Linked DNA regions of Mus musculus: all the other regions are linked to region 3. A link is a loop called in an ENCODE intact Hi-C map of the cell type or tissue named here. Cell type or tissue: heart. All regions are shown on one strand.

Evidence for each region. Hi-C counts contacts between places; a loop is a spot of excess contacts. Peaks named below come from ENCODE experiments on the same cell type or tissue, not always from the same donor. Only the 100,000 strongest peaks of a DNase experiment are listed, where the experiment ranks them.
Region 1: a loop joins it to region 3, with 2.5 times the contacts of the local background. A loop is called at or near these places in 9 of 42 quality-filtered maps.
Region 2: a loop joins it to region 3, with 2.6 times the contacts of the local background. A loop is called at or near these places in 4 of 42 quality-filtered maps.
Region 4: it touches region 3 in a loop (9-fold over the local background); 6 of 42 quality-filtered maps call a loop at or near these places.

Annotation. Positions count from the first base shown.
Region 1 is chr12:80,882,840-80,887,839 of GRCm38, reverse strand. No RefSeq gene overlaps it. Among named protein-coding and RNA genes, the nearest start is that of Gm23298, 26 kb to the left of the region's middle. In heart, no CTCF peak of the experiment used is centred here; DNase peaks (open chromatin) are centred at 2,279 and 3,759; H3K4me3 peaks cover 856 bases.
Region 2 is chr12:80,864,113-80,869,112 of GRCm38, reverse strand. Susd6 (sushi domain containing 6) reads right to left here. Exons shown (of 6, transcript NM_178682.4): 3 at 489-686. Among named protein-coding and RNA genes, the nearest start is that of Gm23298, 45 kb to the left of the region's middle. In heart, no CTCF peak of the experiment used is centred here; DNase peaks (open chromatin) are centred at 542 and 1,892.
Region 3 is chr12:80,787,809-80,792,808 of GRCm38, reverse strand. Susd6 (sushi domain containing 6) reads right to left here and starts at 2,277. Exons shown (of 6, transcript NM_178682.4): 1 at 1,994-2,277. In heart, CTCF peaks have their summits at 1,015 (motif pointing right) and 2,416; DNase peaks (open chromatin) are centred at 1,418 and 2,318; H3K4me3 peaks cover 2,698 bases; H3K27ac peaks cover 2,678 bases; H3K27me3 peaks cover 256 bases.
Region 4 is chr12:80,943,381-80,948,380 of GRCm38, reverse strand. It overlaps Srsf5 (serine and arginine-rich splicing factor 5), which reads right to left and starts at 2,882. Exons shown (of 8, transcript NM_001079694.2): 1 at 2,709-2,882; 2 at 1,661-1,805; 3 at 1,000-1,070; 4 at 787-885; 5 at 516-585. The coding sequence starts at 1,786. It overlaps Gm20337 (predicted gene, 20337), which reads left to right and starts at 2,982. Exons shown (of 3, transcript NR_045057.1): 1 at 2,982-3,644. In heart, a CTCF peak has its summit at 3,020; DNase peaks (open chromatin) are centred at 2,210 and 2,900; H3K4me3 peaks cover 2,314 bases; H3K27ac peaks cover 1,662 bases.

The sequences.
Region 1 (5,000 bases), 95 kb before region 3:
AGGAATATTTCCAATTTTACTCTTGTTTTCCTTGTGTCTTCCATCAACCTAGCAGGCCAGAGATATAACTCCTGATGCTTTCATGGCCACTATTATTAAATAGCTTGACCGTTTCTGGATGCCTCCAATGAAAAATAGAAATGGACAAGAAGAACGTTGTGACTGGGTGGAAGTACTGTCCCCAGTGGGGTTCAGTGTTGTCCCTCCAGGTTCACTATCACCCCTTTTGGCTCAGCACTGGTGTTTGAACCTGGGGCCTCGTGCATGGAAGGCATCAATCACTCTGCCGCTGAGCTATGTTTCTACAGGGTTTTGGTAAGTTAGCCGTGTTGGGTTAAAACCGAGTTGGGAGCTCAGGCAGGCCTTGAGTTTCCAATCCTCCTGCCTCCGCTTTCTGAGTAGATAGGATTACAGACCTGGGGCCACAGGGCTTGATTCCCGCCCCCTCATTTCTGGAAATCACTAAGAAAAACGGTAAACAGTTTAATTTTTAACTTTGAGTAGCTAGCTGCCTGGTTGTTGCTGACAGGAAGTCACTCTCAGGCAGTGCATGCACCCTGTGTTGTCCCAGCCAAAGAGAAAGCAGGGCCTGTACTGGACACCTCAAATGCCTCCATCTGCAGAGAGAGAAGCCAGTTGGTCCCTAGGAAGTTCTGCTCAGCTGTTAGTAAGCCACAGACTTCAGGAGGGAAGGCTCTGCACTTGTCTGTGGGTATCCTGTTGCTGTGTCTTTGGTTGAAAATCAATGAAGTCTCCAGGCAGAAGTGGTGCATGTCTTTACTAGCACTTGGGAGGCAGAGGTAGGAGGACTTAAGAGTTCAAGGCCAAATCCGGCAGTAGTGGGTGCACACCTTTAATCCCAGCACTTGGGAGGCAGAGGCAGGCAGATTTCTGAGTTCGAGGTCAGCCTAGTTTATAAAGTGAGTTCCAGAACAGCCAGGGTCACACAGAGAAACCCTGTCTCCAAAAACCAAAAAAAAAAAAAAAAAAAAAAAAAAAAAAAGAGTTCAAGGTCAGTCTGGTCTACAGAGTTCTAGGACAGCCAGGAGGGAATATTGAAGTCTATCCTTGAAGAGAAAGGTACTCTTTTTGTTTGTTTGTTTGTTTTTCGAGACAGGGTTTCTCTTTATAGCCCTGGCTGTCCTGGAACTCACTTTGTAGACCAGGCTGGCCTCGAACTCAGAAATCCGCCTGCCTCTGCCTCTCAAGTGCTGGGATTAAAGGAGTGCGCCACCACGCCCGGCTGAGAAAGGTACTCTTAATCTGAGCTGATTTAAAGATTATCATAGGTTTGATTTGCCTCATATCAGACCTTATTTTTTTAAATCTCCAAAGAGGAGGGAGGAGGGGGAGGAGGGGGAAGAGGGGGAAGAGGAGGAGGAGGAGGAAGAGAGAGAGAGAGAGAGAGAGAGAGAGAGAGAGAGAGAGAGAGAGAGAGAAAGAGAGAGAAAGAGAGAGAAAGAGAGAGAAAGAGAGAGAGAAAAGGAGGAGGAACAATAATTTTTTTATGTTCCTCACTTTAGAATTTGCTACTTATTTACTCACTTCTTATTCCTGTGGATGTCTATAACCTGAAAGACCCTCCTCTTCCCATTTTGCTCAATAGCCCCTTGCTCACTTCTCCGTGAAAAGTATTAAACCATAATTTATTCTCTAAGACACAAAGCAAGAGGCATCTTCTTTCATGGGGGACACTATGCTCCTCCCCCACAGCACCGACCCACCTCTTCACTCCGCAGCCACTCTGCCAATTGGTCTTTACAGCTTTCCATCCTTACCGTGGTCTTCTTTGTAAAGCCCTCTTCCCCACTGTACACATGCTTTGAGGGGTAAACTGAGTCTCACTCACCACTGCCTTCTGAGAAGCTAGTATCAGACTTTGTGTGATGCCAGATAATAGTTTACTGAACACATTCAAAACGGAATGAGCTCTGAAATGACTGGAGCAGAGGTAGGAAGCGGCCATCCGCTAGAGTGGCGGTGGCGTAAAGTCCCACCTAGTCTCTGAGAACAGCCACTCAAGGGCTTCAGGAAACCAGTGCCCCACCCCCATCCCCACCCCGAAATGAGGCAGCATATGCCTGATGTGTTTGTGCTGAACCAAAGAACTTGTTTCACATGCCCCCTCCCCTTCCCCCGACTCTCCAGATGTTGAGCTCAGCTGGCAGGCTTCATCTACAAACAAGCTGTCTTCACTGGAGGTCACACTGTTATTCCCCAAGGGAAGTTCCTCTGGGGAGATGTCCACACTTGCCAGACCTTCTGCCTTGCAGGACTAAGTTGAGAAGCCTAGACCCAACCGCTATCTCAGACTTATAAAGTCTAAGCTGCCCCCGCAGACTGCTGGGGCCACATCCAAGTTGCGAAATTTCCTTTTCCCAGGACACAGGGGTGTCAGGGGAAGTCCAGAAAACCAGGCAGCTGTTCCCCTCCAGGGCATGGGATGGGACTTTCTTGTGGTTTTATAATGTTCGCAAACAACTTGCAGGAGAACCAAGCCCAGCTCAGGAATGTGTACCATCCCAAAACAAGCTCACAGTCAAATAGTATCTCATTTAACAATGAAAGGGAAAACCCTGGAAATGCCCCAGCACTATTTCCTGAAGAAAAGCTGCAAGACACAATTCCTCTGGGCCAGGGGCAGACAGGAGTTGCAGGGTGGCTCATTGTGCCAACTGCTCGGGCAAAGCCACACCAGGGATGGGGGGGGGGGTGGGAGGGAGACCGGGGGCTCAGCTTTACATGGGATGGCCTCGGGAACTCTTGGGAGGAAATTTTGGCCAGGATAATACTTAGACTAGGGCCAGGTGCTGGGGGAGGTATTCCCAGAAAGTAATGACCAAAGCAGTGGGATGTAGAGGTGACTAGTAGTCCCCATGGGGCTCAATCCAGGAGCCTGGATTCAAATCCTAGCTCAGTGGGAGACTGGCTACTTAAGGTGGCCTTGGGCTGCACTTGGATCCGCCTGAGTTACTTTTTTCTTTTCTTTTCTTTTCTTTTCTTTTCTTTTCTTTTCTTTTTTTTTTTTTTTTCACTTATGAAATGGGTAAATGGCCTGTGCCTTGTAAAAGTGGCTTTCTCACAGGCCAATGTCCCTGTTGGCATTTTGTCTAGGCTCTGCCCCACAATTACCTGGCAACAGCCAGGTACGCCTGACTCACTATAAAAGGGGCTGCTTCTCTCTCTCTCTCTCTCTCTCTCTCTCTCTCTCTCTCTCTCTCCTTCCCTCCCCATGCCCTGAATAAACTATTCTATACTATACCATCATGTGGCTGGTCCCTCAGGGGGAAGGGATGCCTCAGCATGGGTCCACAGAGGCACCCCCTTCTCCCACACCATACCTTACCTCCACCCAACATATTCCTGTTTTTTTTTTTTTTTTCCTTTTCTTTTTATAAAACACAGCAGTCCCTGGTGGGATTCACTTCTTCACTGCATGGGTGGGACCTGGCGATTATGTTTTTCTTCTCTGGGCTAGTTGAGAAGGCAGGCCACCAACTCCACAGTGGGGTGGGCTGTTCATATTCCCCTTTGGCTGCTTATTCTATGTCCAAGGTTTTTGGGAACAAAGAGAACAGGGGCTGCAGGATGGCTCCCAGCTCACTTGGCTCTCCTAGGACCAGGAACCATATTGACTGCTGGGGCAAAGCCAAGCCCTTCCCAAAGCCACTTTGATAAAGTGAAAACCTTTGGAGCACTCAATCCTAAGTGGGATGACGGCATCACTGCTCCCCCCAGCACCGCCCTCTCCCACTCAGGGATCTATGCATTAGAGGAGGCAGAAAGATCTTAAGTGTTGTGTTTGATAAACGGCAGTGGTGTCATGCGGGAGGAGGGAGCACCTCAGAGAGCAGGGCAAGGTGATTCCCTCAGAGGAATCAGTCATATGACAGGCCTAGTGGAAGGACGATTTTTTTTGGCAGGAAGGGAAGAGGATCTGGGGAAGGGGGTAGAGGAGAGAGGAAGAGGCTGGCTGGCCCAGGACACATGGGAAATGGATCGAGGGAGAAAGAGGGAGGAAAGGGGAGGGAGGGGGAGGGGGAGGGAGAAGGAGGGAAAGAGAGCGAGCAAGAGAGAACTTAAAGTTGGGTGGGTAGAGAAACTAGGATCTGGGAGGAGTAGGGTGGACATGATAAAAATACATTGTATCCAAGTTTTTTTCTCAATTAAAAAAAAGTTAGCCTGGCGCGGTGGCACATGCCTTTAATCCCAGCACTGGGGAGGCAGAGGCAGGCTAGCCTCAAACAGAGTGAGTTCCAGGACAGCCAGGGCTTCACAGAGAAACCCTGTCTCGAAAAACCAAAAAACCAAAAAAAAAAAAAAAAAAAAAAACCAAGCAGAAATGCAGACTTACTGAGGGTGTGGGACAGAAACATACTCTAGCACTCAGCTCCATTCCTGCTCTGCTACCAGGTGGCCAGAAGACACATTAGCAGGACAGCTCTGTATCTTCAACTGCAGAACTGAGAAGCAAATGGCCACTGTACCATCTGTGCTTTGTCTTCCCTTGGACACTAAGTTCCAGGGGGCTGGGGAAACAACCTTCAAGCTCTCTTGGTAGAGCTAGTTTGAATGGTTTTCTGTTCTTGCATCCTGAGGTAACTTGGGGTTATAGGCAGAGCTCCCTGGGGCATATATTAAGAATGAAGGCTGGAAGACAGATTTGAATTCTAGTTTCTACCATTTCATAGCAGTGTGACTTTATAATAACGCACTTTTTGATTGCTATTAACCATTATTGTAGTACTGGGGACAGAACCTAAGATTCTGTGCTTCCTAGACCAATCACCCTGATTTGGGGTTTTGTTGTTTTAGACAGTCTCTTGCTATACAGCCCAACCTAGCCTTGAACCTATGATCCCACTACCCCAGCATTTACACTCTTAAGCCCATTTCTTTATTTATAAAGCTCACGTTCACCATCATGCCACTACTCCTACCCCTGCCTCAGTCCAGTAAGTTGCTAGGGACTAGGGAAGTGCAGACTGAGCCCAGAATGC
Region 2 (5,000 bases), 76 kb before region 3:
CAACTGTGAATGAAGCACAGAGATGGCTCTGCGACACACACTTCCCTTTAGGAACCTGCATTTTCCTGTCATGTAAGACAAGAGGAGGCAGGAAGGAAAAAGGACTCTTTAAGGGAAAAAATGAAATGGAAGAGACACCGGAAAATGTGTTCGTGCTATGCTCACTGCTCTCTGCGCTAGCAGAGCCCAGCCTAAGGGTATCAGCACCTGATTAGTCAAACAGAAATCCTGACCTCAGAGGAGTTTTACACAGTCAAGCAGATGCCTCAATAAAGAAACAGAGCCCCTCAATGGTTCAGAGTAAATGCAACATGGCATGCGCCAGCAAACCCAAGGACTTCCACAAGACATGGAATTACCACAGAGGCTGAGAGGCCAAATGGCTTTTAACACAGCCTAAGAGAGCTCTCGAGAAAGCATGTGCTACTCCCCAGGAGCCAGGGAAAAAGCAGAACCCAGGCAGCACCCGTTTTTATCTGCAGACTGACCTTCAATGAGATGACAGCTAACCTCCATGGCTGGCGTCCACTCGCCATTTTTGCAGGTCAGGTATTTGTAGTCACCCTTCAACATGTAGCCTTCTGCACACAGGTACTCGATGACACTGCCTGCTGTCAAGGGGTCTTTACAAGGCCGGGGGTGGCAAATGTAGCCACCATTCTCTGGCTCTGGGGGCAGAGGACACACTGCAAAGACAGAGGGAGATGGTACTACAATGAGACTTTCAAATGGGTATCTTGTCTTAGTAGCATGGCCCCAAATCACAAAGGGACATAGACCCGTCCTTGGGAAAGCCTACTGAACTAGTGTGGAATTCCAGTTGTCACTGACGGTGAGGGAAATGTACCAGCAATTGGTCAGTCTGGTTGCCCACAGTATTTCTCTCCCTACCAATGGCCAGCAGACTCCAGAAAAGTTCTGTACCTGCTGTAATTTGCACTTGATTCTAACAGCATCCACTAACAGTGAGTCAGACTGTGGGATAAAGTACGGGCAACTCACTAGGCTAAGTTTTAGGCTGTTTACAACATCAATTCCAGGAAAGACTCCCTGGATGAGTTTGGCTTCTGTGAAGATCTCAGAGAGCTTTCCTGGGAGGCTTCCAAAGTCCTGTGCATCTTCTTTTGTCTGCTAGGCGTCACTTGCCTTTATCCCACATTTTCCCTCTAGGTATGACAATCTAGTTTTAAAGTCATCATCATCTTTTAGGATTCTGTGAGATAGTTATCATCTCTTCCCTCTAATGATGAGGATACTAAGTCCTGCAAAAGTGAAGCAACTTTTAGCCAAGATTGGGGCAGGCAGGGGGCAGTCAACCTGGGACCAGAGTCAGGCCCTTTGATTCTAACCCCAGCTCTTCTTCCCCTGAGTCCTAATCCCTATCCCATGAGCTGATCGGTTTATAAATTTATGTATACCAAGATCACTTCCTTTCACCACCTCAAATTGGTTAACTAAAGAGATGGCAAACAGGTGTGGTAGGATGTTGGTTTAGAAAGGGTGTCACAGGAGCTGGAAGGACCAAGCAGCTCTTAGGAGATGGAAAACTATTTCTATTTCAGACAGATTATAGAACTGAATCCCAAGCCAGGCAATACAAGGTGGTGTGTCTAGCTACCCTTGCCTAGTCAATGGGGGCACTAAGGAGTCACTAAAGTCTAGCCTGGCGAAGGCAACATGATCAGGCACTCATTACCTCCAACTTTCCAAATCTTTTATAATCACAAGATACAACAAAGCTTTTTCCAAAGGAAATTCATCTTGCTGACTCCTTGCCAGCCTGTCCCTCGTATCACAGAGACATCATCCATCTATGTGGGATCAGAATGGCCATTTCCTCTTCTCACTTCCTCTAACAGCTCCAAGTGACTGGGAATCACACAGGCGTGTCTGACTAGCAGGAAAAGGCCCTGGCTTCTTCCCATGTGAACATCCCATGGACCACATTCTGTAGCTGTGCCCTTGCAGCCTCCCACCTGACCCAGATGCTATTATGCAGTTAATATCAAGTCTGGCTGGGGGAAAGTGTCAGATGGAAAACAATCCTGCCCTCAGGTTGCACATCCCTAGAGGTAGGTAGAAAATATGCCATTTTCTTTTGTTTCATCATTTAAGTGCGGTTATAACTGTTTTTGGGCAGGTGTTTGGGACTGAATTAGGGACTTATCCATGCTGGCTAGACAGCATGCCATCAGAGACAATTTCATTCACTTTCCTTTTTTTTTTTTTTTTTTTTTTTGGTTTGGTTTTTCGAGACAGGGTTTCTCTGTATAGTCCTGGCTGTCCTGGAACTTACTTTGTAGACCAGACTGGCCTCGAACTCAGAAATCCGCCTGCCTCTGCCTCTGCCTCCCAAGTGCTGGGATTAAAAGCATGCGCTACCACACCCGGCTCCTTTTTTTTTTAATAAATATTTTTTTTATTTACTTTTATTAGGTATTTTCTTCATTTACATTTCCAATGCTATCCCAAATGCCCCCCTCACTTTCCCTTTATTTGATCCTTCGGCAGTACTGCAGATCAACCCCAGGACCTCACACATAGTAGTATACATTCCCCGCTGAGCTACTGTTTCAGCTCAGCAATTTTTTAAAAGTTGCCAAAGGATCTAAAAGTCCAGCAGAAACTATGACACCAGAAGATGAATGCAAGTATGAGTCCTTGTCCCCTTAAAGGATACACCTCTGACATCCCTGCCACCCACCTGGCTCAAAGTCCTAAACAGGAGAGAAGTGAGTGAAAATATTGCTGTAGTTCCCTAAGTGGTGGCCAAATCATTCAGACAGCTGGCAAGCAAACAGTTGCTTTACTATTTCATTTTTCATTTTCCGTCCATTGAGTAGTAAGTCCCTCAGACCTTCTGACTGACTCTTGGCGCTCTATAGACTGTGTCTAACTGGTTCATTTCCTTGGCATAATTAATACTGAACAGTCTGGCCAGCTCCTGAAAGCAGGCAGGACCCACACAGAAGCAGGCCAGTACACATGGAAGAGGATCTCAGAGAAAGGGCTAGAATTCTAGAGCCAAGCCTACTCTGCTACACATTTTCTTCCCTTGTAAACCCCATAAATACATAGGATATCAGTATATATGTGGTATAGAGCTAAAAATAACATGTACAATGAAAAGACAGATGTCTTATTCTGCTCTGGTCACTCAGCTCCCTCCAAAGATACCCAACTCTTTCAAAACAAGTATAAGTTATAGAAAATAGGGGTATACAGGCTCCAGTCTCTAAGGGATTGGAGGTTTGTAGGCAGGCATATATTTAAATATCTAGTATACTTTCAAAAGACTTAACAAAAGAGGTTTCTGGCTAACAGCTACAAAGAAAAGACCACACTGTCAAAGACAGGAGCTGCAGGGTTCAAAACACATATACAGATGCAAAACACTCATATAAATAATATAAATACATAAGTAAATATCAATCTTTAAAAAAAAAATGTGTTTAATGAAGGTGCTGACAAGATGGCCAGAGAGAAACTCTCCTAAGGACTGAGAGTAGGGGAGGGGAGAAAAAGAGGGTCCCAGGCCCAAGCATCAGTTCTAGAGAGGTGGTCACTGGAGCGGAGCTGAAATAGTACTGTAATTGTCCTACCTGGCTATAATTCCAGCAAACAATTAGAGCGAGTCCTTTCCACATGTCTTTAAGGAGGGCTATAAAGATCACACTAAGGCAGAGCATGACACTGAATAGAGCCTACAGTCCTAATTCCTTGGCCTGTTCACAGTATGTCCTCTTTCCTCCCCTTCCCTCACTCTACTCCCATCTGTCCTTTACTTGGCTAACTCTAGGTAAAGCCAGCTCTGTGTCATCATGTGTTCTACCATGATGTTCTGCTTTGCTACGGGCTCAAGTGACTGGGCGGAAAAGGTAGCCAAAATAAACTCCTTTCCTCTTTTTAAAGTTGCTTTTCTTGGTTATTTTTTTTTTCTTCACAATAACAGAAAGCTAAATAACATAGGGCTAGTAAAGGCTACTGTTAATGGTCAGCAGTCTTTGTGAAGAGTTCTTGGAAGTATTGGAAGATAGGTTTGTGGATCCAAAAACAGAAAGATCTACATGATAGAGCATGAGACATAACTAGGTGTGGTACCTCACTCCTATAATTCTAGCATCAGGAGGATTCTGGGTTCAAGAACAGTCTAGGCTACACAGTAAGGCTTTGTCCAAAAAAAAAAAAAAAAGAAAAAAAGAAAGAAAGAAGGAAGGCAGGCAGGCAGGCAGGCAGGTAAAAACCCCACCATTTAGCAGAGGACCCTTTAAGGTTATTTAGAAGAGGGACATTTACTCACTGTAAAACTCTTTCTTGATAAAAAGGTTCAATTTCTAGTTCCAGTTTGTTAACAACAGAGCCAGAGAAAAGACAAGGGGATTACAGAAAGTAAACTTGTTCACGTGGTTTTTTTGTATGTAGGTAGTGTACACAGCTCCTAGATGCACCACTTTCCTGAGTTCCTTCTACATGAACCATTTCACATTAGGACAAGGAGGCTCGTTCATTTGAGTTGAGTGATTTTCTCCAAGGTGGACCTGTCCATACCTTGTTCAAAGAGAAGGTGAAAAGTATCCCAAACAAGTTAGAATTAGAGCATTACAAATATAAAGGGAGGGAGGGAGAGAGGGAGGGAGGGAGGGAGGGAAGGAGGGAGGGAGGGAGGGAGGGAGGGAGGGAGGGAGGGAGGGAGGAGAGACAGAGAGATTGGGGGTGGGTAACCATCTGGTGGTGGTCAAAGGCTTCTTTGAAGACTCTCCTTCAAAAGCAGAGTCTTAACAGTTCATGCTTACTGATATATGCCAAGCACTACTCTAAGCAGTTTACAGTTTACATGTGGAACTCCCTATGTTTCCCAATATATACATTTCCCCCTCCCCCCTCTCAATATACTCTCCAAACACAATAGAGATACAGACGAGCAAATTAAGAAAGAGAGGTTAAGATACTTAGAGGTTCAATGCTACCCAGAAGGCAAGGGTGGTGCAACATATCAGAGG
Region 3 (5,000 bases):
TCTCATTCCTACTACAATATCCAGAGTCCCTCTGTAGACAGGAATCCCATCTACAGGGTCAGTCTCGAACTGATAACTGTTCTTCCTTTTAAACTTAATGGGTACAAAGTTCCTTAAGCAGCAAACAGTGAGCCAGGCATGGTGGCTCACACCTTTAATCTCAGCACTCGGGAGGCAGAGGTAGGCGGATTTCTGAGTTTGAGGCCAGCCTGGTCTACAAAGTGAGTTCCAGGACAGCCAGGGCTATACAGAGAAACCCTGTTTCGAAAAAACAAAAAACAAACAAAAAGCAGCAAACAGTAATGAAAACTAACACCATAAATCAAAATAAACTAAATTAAAAGTTGAGCACCATGAAAATCTGTCTGGTTTCAGTTTTAATCATCCCAGTATCTATAAAACCAGGTAACGACTGGCATATGCTGTGTATGATATGAAATTTAAAAAAAAAAGTGAACTAGTATTGTGCAACCTACCATTACTGGGCTTCCAGGAGCAAGTTAGGGATGCTTATCATCAGAGAAAGAGCCTCAAACAGTGGTGTTTTGAGAAGAATCTAGACACTCCAGAACTTACATTTGTGGCTTACATTATTTAACATGTGTAACTTTCATCTCAACTGAAAAAATAAGGATAATATCGGCCCTACCTCAAATATTATTACATGAGATCAAAAGTGAAACTTGGGCCAGTGTGATAGCTCAGAGTGGAGAAGCACCAGACGTGATCACCAGAGTTCAATTGCTGGGAGGTAGAAAACTGGCTCCTGCAGTTTGTTCTTTGACCTCCACACCAGCACAAGTTCACACACTCAAACTCACACACGCTAAATGAATTTAGCTTGGGACACAATAAACCCTCAACAAGTTTTCCACAGTATCACCACCTTATGAAGTGATTCCTTTATTGAAATACAGGAATCCACTCCCACCCCCAACTCAAGACAGTTCTCATTTCTACTTGAATGTGCATCTAATGAAAAATGCAAAGCTCAGAAAACTAAGAAGTCAAAGCCAAGGGCATGTCTCTACTAGTCTCCACTAGATGGTGACAGCCTGGGTGTAGAATTCCCAGAGCACAAAAGTGTGTGTGTGTGTGTGTGTGTGTGTGTGTGTGTGTGTGTATGTGTGATTTTATTATTATTATTATTAACCAAAGGGATTCTAACACCAAAAACCGATTGACCAGTGAAAAGTGGAAAGTCACTGCGGATCTTGCAGATCTAGAAAGGACTAAATACCCATGGCTTAACTGAAAAGGATAATGTCCCCGCACCTCTCTTCGAACCCCAACCAACAAGAGCAACAAAGGGCAGCACACTACCTTGTCACCAAAGAAGTGTGTGGCAACAACATTGGGCCTCTGCTGAACTAATGTAAAGTTCCCAATGAACTTAATGCCTCTTTGGGATCCCCGGCCTTGCTGCCCTCCCAATTCCGTTACAGGTAAGTTTTTCCACCATGGTGGCTGTCCCGGGAGGGACCATCAGTCTCACAAGTAAGAAAGTCTATATGTAGTTACAGTAAAACCGAAACAAAACAGGAAATGGGTTCGGCAAGTTTCAGCCCACATAATAAGAAAAGTTTTTGCGACTGAAGAGGCGACCAGGCGCTGGGGCTCCAGAACGCTCCCGCGCACAGGCGAGCGGCTGCAAGGTTTCCTCAGGAAACCCACCTCGGCCAAGCCGGTCCCGCCGTGCGGAACCGCGGCTTCGCTGGACTGGAGGGCCTCCGCCTTGCAGCGCGCTCCACCGAGCCCGATCTGCTCTCCGCTCTCGGGCACCGGCACAACCACGCCGCCGCCCTCGGAGCGGCCCGACCCGGCTACTCCCGCGCGGCTCGCAGTGCTGACACCGGCCGGCGCGGTAGCAGGCGGCCGCGCAGAAGGCCCGCGTCCCTGAGGAAGTGCTTGCCCGCCAGTGCCCTGACAACCGGCCCCGCGCGCCGCTGACACAAAGCCGGCCCCTCCAGCCCGGGCGGCGGTGACAACTCACCCGGGAGCGGCGCCGAGACCTCCGGGAAAGGGGGCGCTAGCAGCTCCCGCGTCGCCGAACCCGCTCCGCCGCTGAGCGCGCCCGCCTGCCTGCACTCCCTGTCGGGTCCCCCGCGACGCCTCGCGTGCCCTGGTCTGGCTCACGCGGCCGGGCGCTGACGAAGGAGGAGGACGAGGACGAGGACGCGAGCGGTGGCCGGCTCCTGAGGATGGAACGCGGCGGCGGTGGCGACGGCTGCGCCAGCGTCACTGGCCCAGCTGTACGACGCGGGCGGGGGAGGCCCCGCAGAGGGGGCAGGGCAGGGACGAGGCCTGGGCGGGGTCAGGCACGCACGCAACAAGCGCAGGCGTCGCGCCGCTGCGACCGCCCCGAGGAGTCACGCGCACGCGCCTCTGACCTTGTCTGACACGCCCCTGGCGGCGGGGGGAGGGAACCTTAAAGAGACAGTCACTCGAACTGCTCTGGCTGTAATACTCTAGTTAAGCCACCTTCCTAGAGGGCCCTCCGGTTCTTTTACTGTTATTGTTTGGTTATTATTTGGATGTTTTAATTACTGTCATTTGCAAGGAAGTATACTGTTGTTTAAGAGCCTCTTCTACACACGTCGCCCATTTAGGTCTTGAATCGCTTGCCTGACCTATCTTCAAAGCAGGTTATTATCTCCCTATTAAGCTGTACTCTAGGTTAGGGTGTGTAACTTAACTATCTCAAAAGTGTCCCGAGGGGGTTAGGTGGGGGTGGAAATGTAGATCAGGCCATTCTGATTCTATAACGCTGGGGTGGGCTTCAGGAATCTTTTTAATGGGTGTCCCTGAGTGCTATTTCTGCGCACTCAAAAACACCTGGCAGATCTTAAATGGAGGAAACTGACATTCCAGCGAGGCCTGGGGAACCTAGAGCTGCAGGCTTGGCCCCTAGCTTTTTGCTCTGCTTCTGAGCCTCCTTGAATTGCTTTCAAGCGCGTCTTAGGTGAGCAAATTGAGCACTGGTCAGCTGCATCCATTTAACAGTGACTCTCACTACAGAGGGGTGGCCATATGACAGTAGGAACTATCTCTTTGTGCCTAGGTACTTGGTACTAGGTACTTGGCCTGTCTTAGAGGTGCTCAATAAATGTTGAAGCACTCCTTGAAAATCAGTGACTCATAAATTAAGAAGGCCTGTTAGCCTTTTCTTTTTTTTTTCTTTCTTTCTTTTTATTTCTATTTATTTATTTATTTATTTATTTATTTATTTATTTCGAGACAGGGTTTCTCTGTGTAGCCTTGGTTGTCCTGGAACTCACTCTGTAGACCAGGCTGACCTCGAACTCAGAGATCCGACTGCCTCTGCCTCCCAAGTGCTGGGATTAAAGGTGTGCCCCACCATGCCCAGCCTTTTCTTTTATCTGTGCAAGTGCCCTACCTAGGATCTACTGGAGTTTTTTGTTTCTTCTTCTTCTTCTTTTTCTTCTTCTTCTTCTTCTTCTTCTTCTTCTTCTTCTTCTTCTTCGTTCTCCTCCTCCTCCTCTTCTTCTTCTTCCTCTTCCTCTTCTTTCTTCTTCTTCTTCTCAGTTCTCCTCCTCCTCCTCTTCTTCTTCCTCTTCCTCCTCTTCTTTCTTCTTCTTCTTCTTCTTCTTCTTCTTCTTCTTCTCAGTTCTCCTCCTCCTCCTCCTCTTCTTCTTCTTCCTCTTCCTCCTCTTCTTTCTTCTTCTTCTTCTTCTTCTTCTTCTTCTCAGTTCTCCTCCTCCTCCTCCTCTTCTTCTTCTTCCTCTTCCTCCTCTTCTTTCTTCTTCTTCTTCTTTTTCTTCTTCTTCTTCTTCTTCTTCTTCTTCTTCTTCTCAGTTCTCCTCTTCCTCCTCCTCCTCCTCTTCTTCCTCTTCCTCCTCTTCTTTCTTCTTCTTCTTCTTCTTCTTCTTCTTCTTCTTCTTCTTCTTCTTCTTCTTCTTCTCAGTTCCCCTCTTCCTCCTCCTCCTCCTCCTCCTCCTCTTCTTCTTTTTCTTCTTCTTCTTCTTCTTCCTTTTCTGCCAGATACCCTTTGAACAAAGTTACACCTCAGGGCCTTTCACCTAGAAAGCTTCCAATAAAGGTGCTGTGAATTACTGCCACAACAACACACCCATCCCTTAGAGCAGTGGTTCTCTCAGCCTTAATGCTGTGATCCCCTTAATACAGTTCCTCATGTTATGACAAAACTCCCAACCATAAAACTATTTTTTGTTGCTACTTCATAACTATAATTGTGGTAGTATTATGAATCGTAATGTAAACATCTGTATTTTTTGATGTCTTAGGTGCCCCCTGTGAAAGAAAGGGTCCGGTTCAACCCCTTTCAGGGTCCCAAATCACAGGCAGAGGACCACTTTAGAAAGCTCCCCCCTCTCCCTGTGGGCCTAGGAGAAACCCCTGATGTATTCCCTTCTTTTTCCTTTCTTCCTCTGAAAAATAGACACCTGGCATCCTGCCTACTTACCCAGTCTGAGGGAGCTGCACCTGCCCAGACCATTAAGGGGGTTGAAAAACATCAGCCTGGCAGGATCTGGACAGCCTGTAATTCCGGCATTAGGGAAAGAGGTTGAGGCAGGAGGATTCCAAATACAAGGCTAGCTTCAGCTACAAAGCAAGATCCTGTCTCAGCAAAAGAAAAGATGAGAAATACTGCAGGACCGTAGCATAGCTTACTAAAACTTGTGGTCCTGGCAGGAAGACCCAAGAGACAAGAGAAAAGAAACAGGGAAAGGGTAAAGAAGAGCCCGAGCCCCACCAAACAGAAGGATGGGTGAAAAAAAAGAAAGCAAAGGAAGAAAGTGGGTATACAGACAGATCATGTCTTCTGAAAGGACAGCTGAGTCTCCAGCCGTGCGTGGCAGTTTGGCCACTAACAGGGAACTTCATGGAACACTTGCCGCATCTCACGATGTCAACCCATATCATTACTCACCACCTACCAGAGTTCAGCAACTGGGAACAAAGTCCTCCAGCCCGGACTGTGTCCGGGGCTCTCCAGCAGTCTGGCAGGAATCCAATCA
Region 4 (5,000 bases), 160 kb before region 3:
AGCGTTACAGGAAGACAGCTCTCAACTTAGGGATCAGATCACGTTATCAACGGTTCTGGGATCGCTGCAACCCGGCACTTCAAGTAAGTGCACCGATTACGTCTAGACCGGCAAACACAGATCTAGAGGTGGCCAACTGATCACTGTAGGAGCTGACTGGCAAAGTCAACCAGGCCCAACCAAGAGTGACCAAGACAACGATTAGGATAACCCACAGGCACTCCTCGTCATAAGGCCAACGACACAGATAGGCTGGCAAATAAAGGGTTTAATATTTGGTTAAAATTGATTTTAAAAAACATGAAAAAATAACCTCAAAACATTTACATTTGATCACTAATATTAAAATCTGAAACATCCCCCAGTTACATTTAACTAAAGTTTAAAATTATAGTTCAATTAAATTAATTTAAGATAAAGCATTTAATAAGATATATATTAATAAAACATTAACTACCCATTAACACTTTTAAATGCCACATTAAAAAATATCTCAAAACTGTATTTCAACAAACCTGCCAGCTGACTCTTGAGGATAAATTCTCAACTATAAGTCGATTTTCTGTTCTTACAGGTGGAGCATTTCTGAAGAAAGAAAAATAAGCATTCAGTGTCAGATGTTATGTCACAATGTCAAATGCTATGTGACAAGTTTAAGCCAAGATAGTGATTCCATCAAGTTTCTGGGTTCTCAGCATGTGGACTAACTAGACTTAACTAGTCTGAGAACCATTTAATGCTAACGGACCCTAACCCAACCGTAACAGCCAAACCCAAACCACATACCGTCTATCATTTCGAGGTCTGCGACTGCTAAAACGGTCGGAGTATCGTCCTCTACCTCTTCCACCTCGAGACCGAGCCCGGGCATGTTCAATCGTCACCCTACAAAGAGGTAAAAAAAGCATTCACACACTACACATGAGAGCACTTACATATGCAAATGTCTACTCTGCTCTACTTCCCTGGGAGAACTACTTATAAACCAATCATGCTTACCTTTCACTGCAAAGTTCCTTCCCATCAAGTTCATAAACAGCATCATCTGCATCCCTTGGGTCCTCAAATTCCTAAAATGTAGCAGTAAGAGTAGAGCTTTTGGACGTGCATGCATTCTACAGCACATTAAGATCATGGAAGCCGAGCGTGGTGGCGCACGCCTTTAATTTAATCCCAGCACTCGGGAGGCAGACAGATTCCTGAGTTCGAGGCCAGCCTGGTCTACAAAGTGAGTTCCAGGACAGCCAGAGCTATACAGAGAAGCCCTGTCTCGAAAAACCAAAAAAATAAAAAATAAATTTAAAAAAAAAATCATGGAAGTGTTAAGATATACCTTACACTCAGATACTATAACCCTAAGCTAGGGATGACTGAGAATCAACTCCAGCCAGCAGTTACTTTAACTTCTTAACAGAAGCCACTGCTTCTTGGCCACTTCTAACATCTTTCTGGGAAAACAATTCACATGGACTCAGAGTCCATGCTCATCACAAGAGCTCTACCCACTTTGTTTTTTTTTTTTTTCTTTTTTTGGAGACAGGGTTTCTCTGTGGATTGGCTTGCCCCTGCCTCCCAAGGGCCAGAGACCAAAGGCATGTGTCACCACCACAAAGTTACCTAACTTCTCGACAGATAATTCAACTCAGTTTCAAGTACTTACCACAAAACCAAAACCTCTTTTCAAGTCAATATCTCGGATCCGTCCGTAACCCTTGAAGAATCTTTCCACATCTTTCTCCCTCGCTGCTGGATTTAGTCTCCCAATGAACACTCGACAGCCACTCATGATGCCCGGCTAGTGTTTCCTGTTAGGCAGTAATTGAATCGAGACAATATCAACGATTGACACCATGGGGGTGGGGGATGTTCAGTCAAGCAGTCAAACACACCCCACGTTTACCAACTCTACTAACAAGGTCGCCATGTACCTTTTAAGTCGTTCACGACCACCACATTCAAATTCCAAGTTAAAACTTAACTCTCCAAAAGACCCCCTTCCCAGGTTCCACACGGCAGCCCACCACAACGCCAGTAGCCACCTTTCTAGACTGCGCAGCCGCACACGCTGTCCCCGGATCCCGGGGTTCCCCTCCCATCTGCCGCAGTTAAGGCCAGGCCGAGAAATGCGGGCGGAGCCGAGCCCGCCCTCTGCCAGGCCTGGTCCAATAGCAGCCGGCCGCGCCCGCGTCGCGGCCTCCCCGCGCGTCACAAGCCGGAATCTCGCGACGCCACCACCGAGCCTGCGCAGTGGGCGACGGGGCGCGTTCGCAGCACAAAATGGCGACGGCCGAAGTATGCGGCGGGGTGTGGGGGGGGGAGGAGCGTAGCGAGCCGAGCTGCGTGCCCCCGAGACACGGGCAAGCCCGGGGCCCAGAGCGCTGCGCCTGCGCCGGCCCACGGGGGGAAACCCTAAGCTGCCCTGGGCCAGGCCGGCTCCCCGGCGTCCGGGCCTCGATGAGAGCCATTAAGGGCGGCAGGGAGGGGCGCGCTGCTTCCCGACACAAACGCCCTCCCCACGCCCGCCCTTCCGCCTCGTGTCCCCCTCACGCAACACCCACAGGGAGACGTGCCCCAGCGCCCACCTCAAATCAACTGCGCTCTCTGAGTCGCCGTCCTCCGCAAAGAGCGAAGCCCCGGCCACTTGCGACCCGAGCGGCCATGAAGAAGCCTCGATCCGAGAAGCCTTGCCCTCAAAGCGTGCCACTCACCTACCGGACAGGGTCTTTGGCGGCTGAGACCCCGGAGAGGTCCGTAGTCTGCGACGGAGCTGTCTGCCTCCCTACACAAACACACACACAACACACATACACACGAACCCAACTCGTCTACAGTCTCTCCACAACTGACGCACTTAGCAGCTCGGACGTTGCACAAAATGGAAGGGACGTCCTGGCGTCACTTCCGGGGCGGTGCCAGAAGCTCGGGGACCGCCCACTTGGAGCTGAGGACAGACGGTTCCTGGGAGCCGGAAGTTCTAGTAGGGCGGGGCTTCCTTACCGCGACCCCTGGCGAGAGCAGTGGGTGGTGGGAGGACTAGAAACGTTCGTTCAGTTGGCAGGATACACCGGGACACTTCTTTGGATACGAAAAGATGTATTTAAACTTTTTCTTAGGTCCCTCGAAGATTACCAAGAAACCCAGGCTTTTCAAAAATCACCTGTTTCTTTTAAAAATTCATTTACATAGTCGGTCTCGCTAAGCAGTCCTGGCTAGCCTTGAGCTCAGCGATCCAGCCGGTCCGCCTTCAGTGTGATAGGATTATTGGCCCGAGCACCAGGTCCAATTCTTTCTTTCTTTCTTTCTTTCTTTCTTTCTTTCTTTCTTTCTTTCTTTCTTTCTTTCTTTCTTTCTTTCTTCCTTCCTTCCTTCCTTCCTTCCTTTCTTTCTTTCTTTCTTTCTTTCTTTCTTTCTTTCTCTCTTTAGCCTCTTCTGCAAATTGTACTTATCAATGTCCTTCAAGAGAGGGTTCTTAGCCGGGCGTGGTGGCACACGCCTTTAATCCTAGCACTTGGGAGGCAGAGGCAGGAGGATTTCTGAGTTCAAGGCCAGCCTGGTCTACAGAGTGAGTTCCAGGACAGCCTGGTCTACACAGAGAAATCCTGCCTCGGAAAAAAGAGAGAGAGAGAGGGTTCTCTGAGGCTCAAGTAAGTGAATTCTTTCAGTGTTGTGGTTTTTGTTCTGATCAGCCTAAGGAACTGAATTGTTTTCTACTAAAGGAGAGATTTCACGTGGTGAAATAATGAAATTGGTACTGTGGGTAAAAAAAAAAAAAACAAAAAACGCTCCTATATATTGAATCCCTAGGGCCAATCTTGGCTCAGCTAGCTGGGAAAGATTTCAAGTTGTTTCTAAATCCAACTGGCCATTGTCCATTCCTTTCTGTCCAGGTCTCAATCTCAATAGTTAGGTGGACGGTGGTAGCTTCAGCCTTTAATCATCTCTGTGAGTTCCAGGCCTACCTTATCTACAAAGTCCAAGACAGCCAGGAAAACCCTGAGTCAAAGAACCAAAAAAAAAAAAAAAAAAAAAAAAGAGTCGAAATCAACAGTTATTGAGAAATAGAGTTTATGCTTCCAGCATGGATGTAATACACAGCAGTCCACATCGGTAACTCTATCCAGCCTTCCCCAGTGAGGTTGGGAGGTCTAGAAACATTGACAATAAAGACTGTTGTTGTTGTGAAAAAGGCTACTTCTCTTTAATATTTTTATCTGTAACCTAAGGCATCATCTAGATTTTGAGATGTACCTAGAATAGAGTCACACAATTTCAGCTAGGGTCACAGGGATGAACTGATAGCTCAAGAAGGAGCAGAGCAACCCTGGGTCTGACCTCATTCACGTGGAATAAGCTTGTCTATTCAGTTAACTATGCAAATAAAAACAGCATCAGTGGACCCATTAAAAAACATGTAGCGGGCAGTGGTGGCGCACTCCTTTAATCCCAGCACTCGGGAGGCAGAGGCAGGCGGATTTCTGAGTTCCAGAACAGCCAGGGCTACACAGAGAAACCCTGTCTCAAAAAAAAAACAAAAAAACACTTGTATTATCCCAGAAATGTCTGGGGGTGGGGGGTACTCTCTTTTGGATAAATATTTTCCCCATGTCATTCTTTAGGGGCAAGGGCATCCTTTCCAAAGACATTCAAACAAATAACATATATGTAGTAGAGGAAAAGAGTTACAGAGATCACAGATTAAGAGAACATTTATTGTCCATCACAGACCTGCTAGCTGCCTTCCTCTCCCCAGAAATCGGGTTACACCCTCCCTGAAGGTGTTAGGAGTTGATAAGAAAGCTTACTGTAGCCAGGCATGATGGATAGGTATGTTTTTAATCCCAGTGTTTAGGAGCAGAGGAAGGAAGTAGCCTACTCTATGTAGTGAGTTCAGAGTTAGCCGGAGCTACACCGTGAAACACTGTCTGAAGAGAGAGAGGGGGAGAGAGAGAGAGAGATTCTGTTTCTGACTCAGATTCACCCTATAAGCCCATCTTTTACTT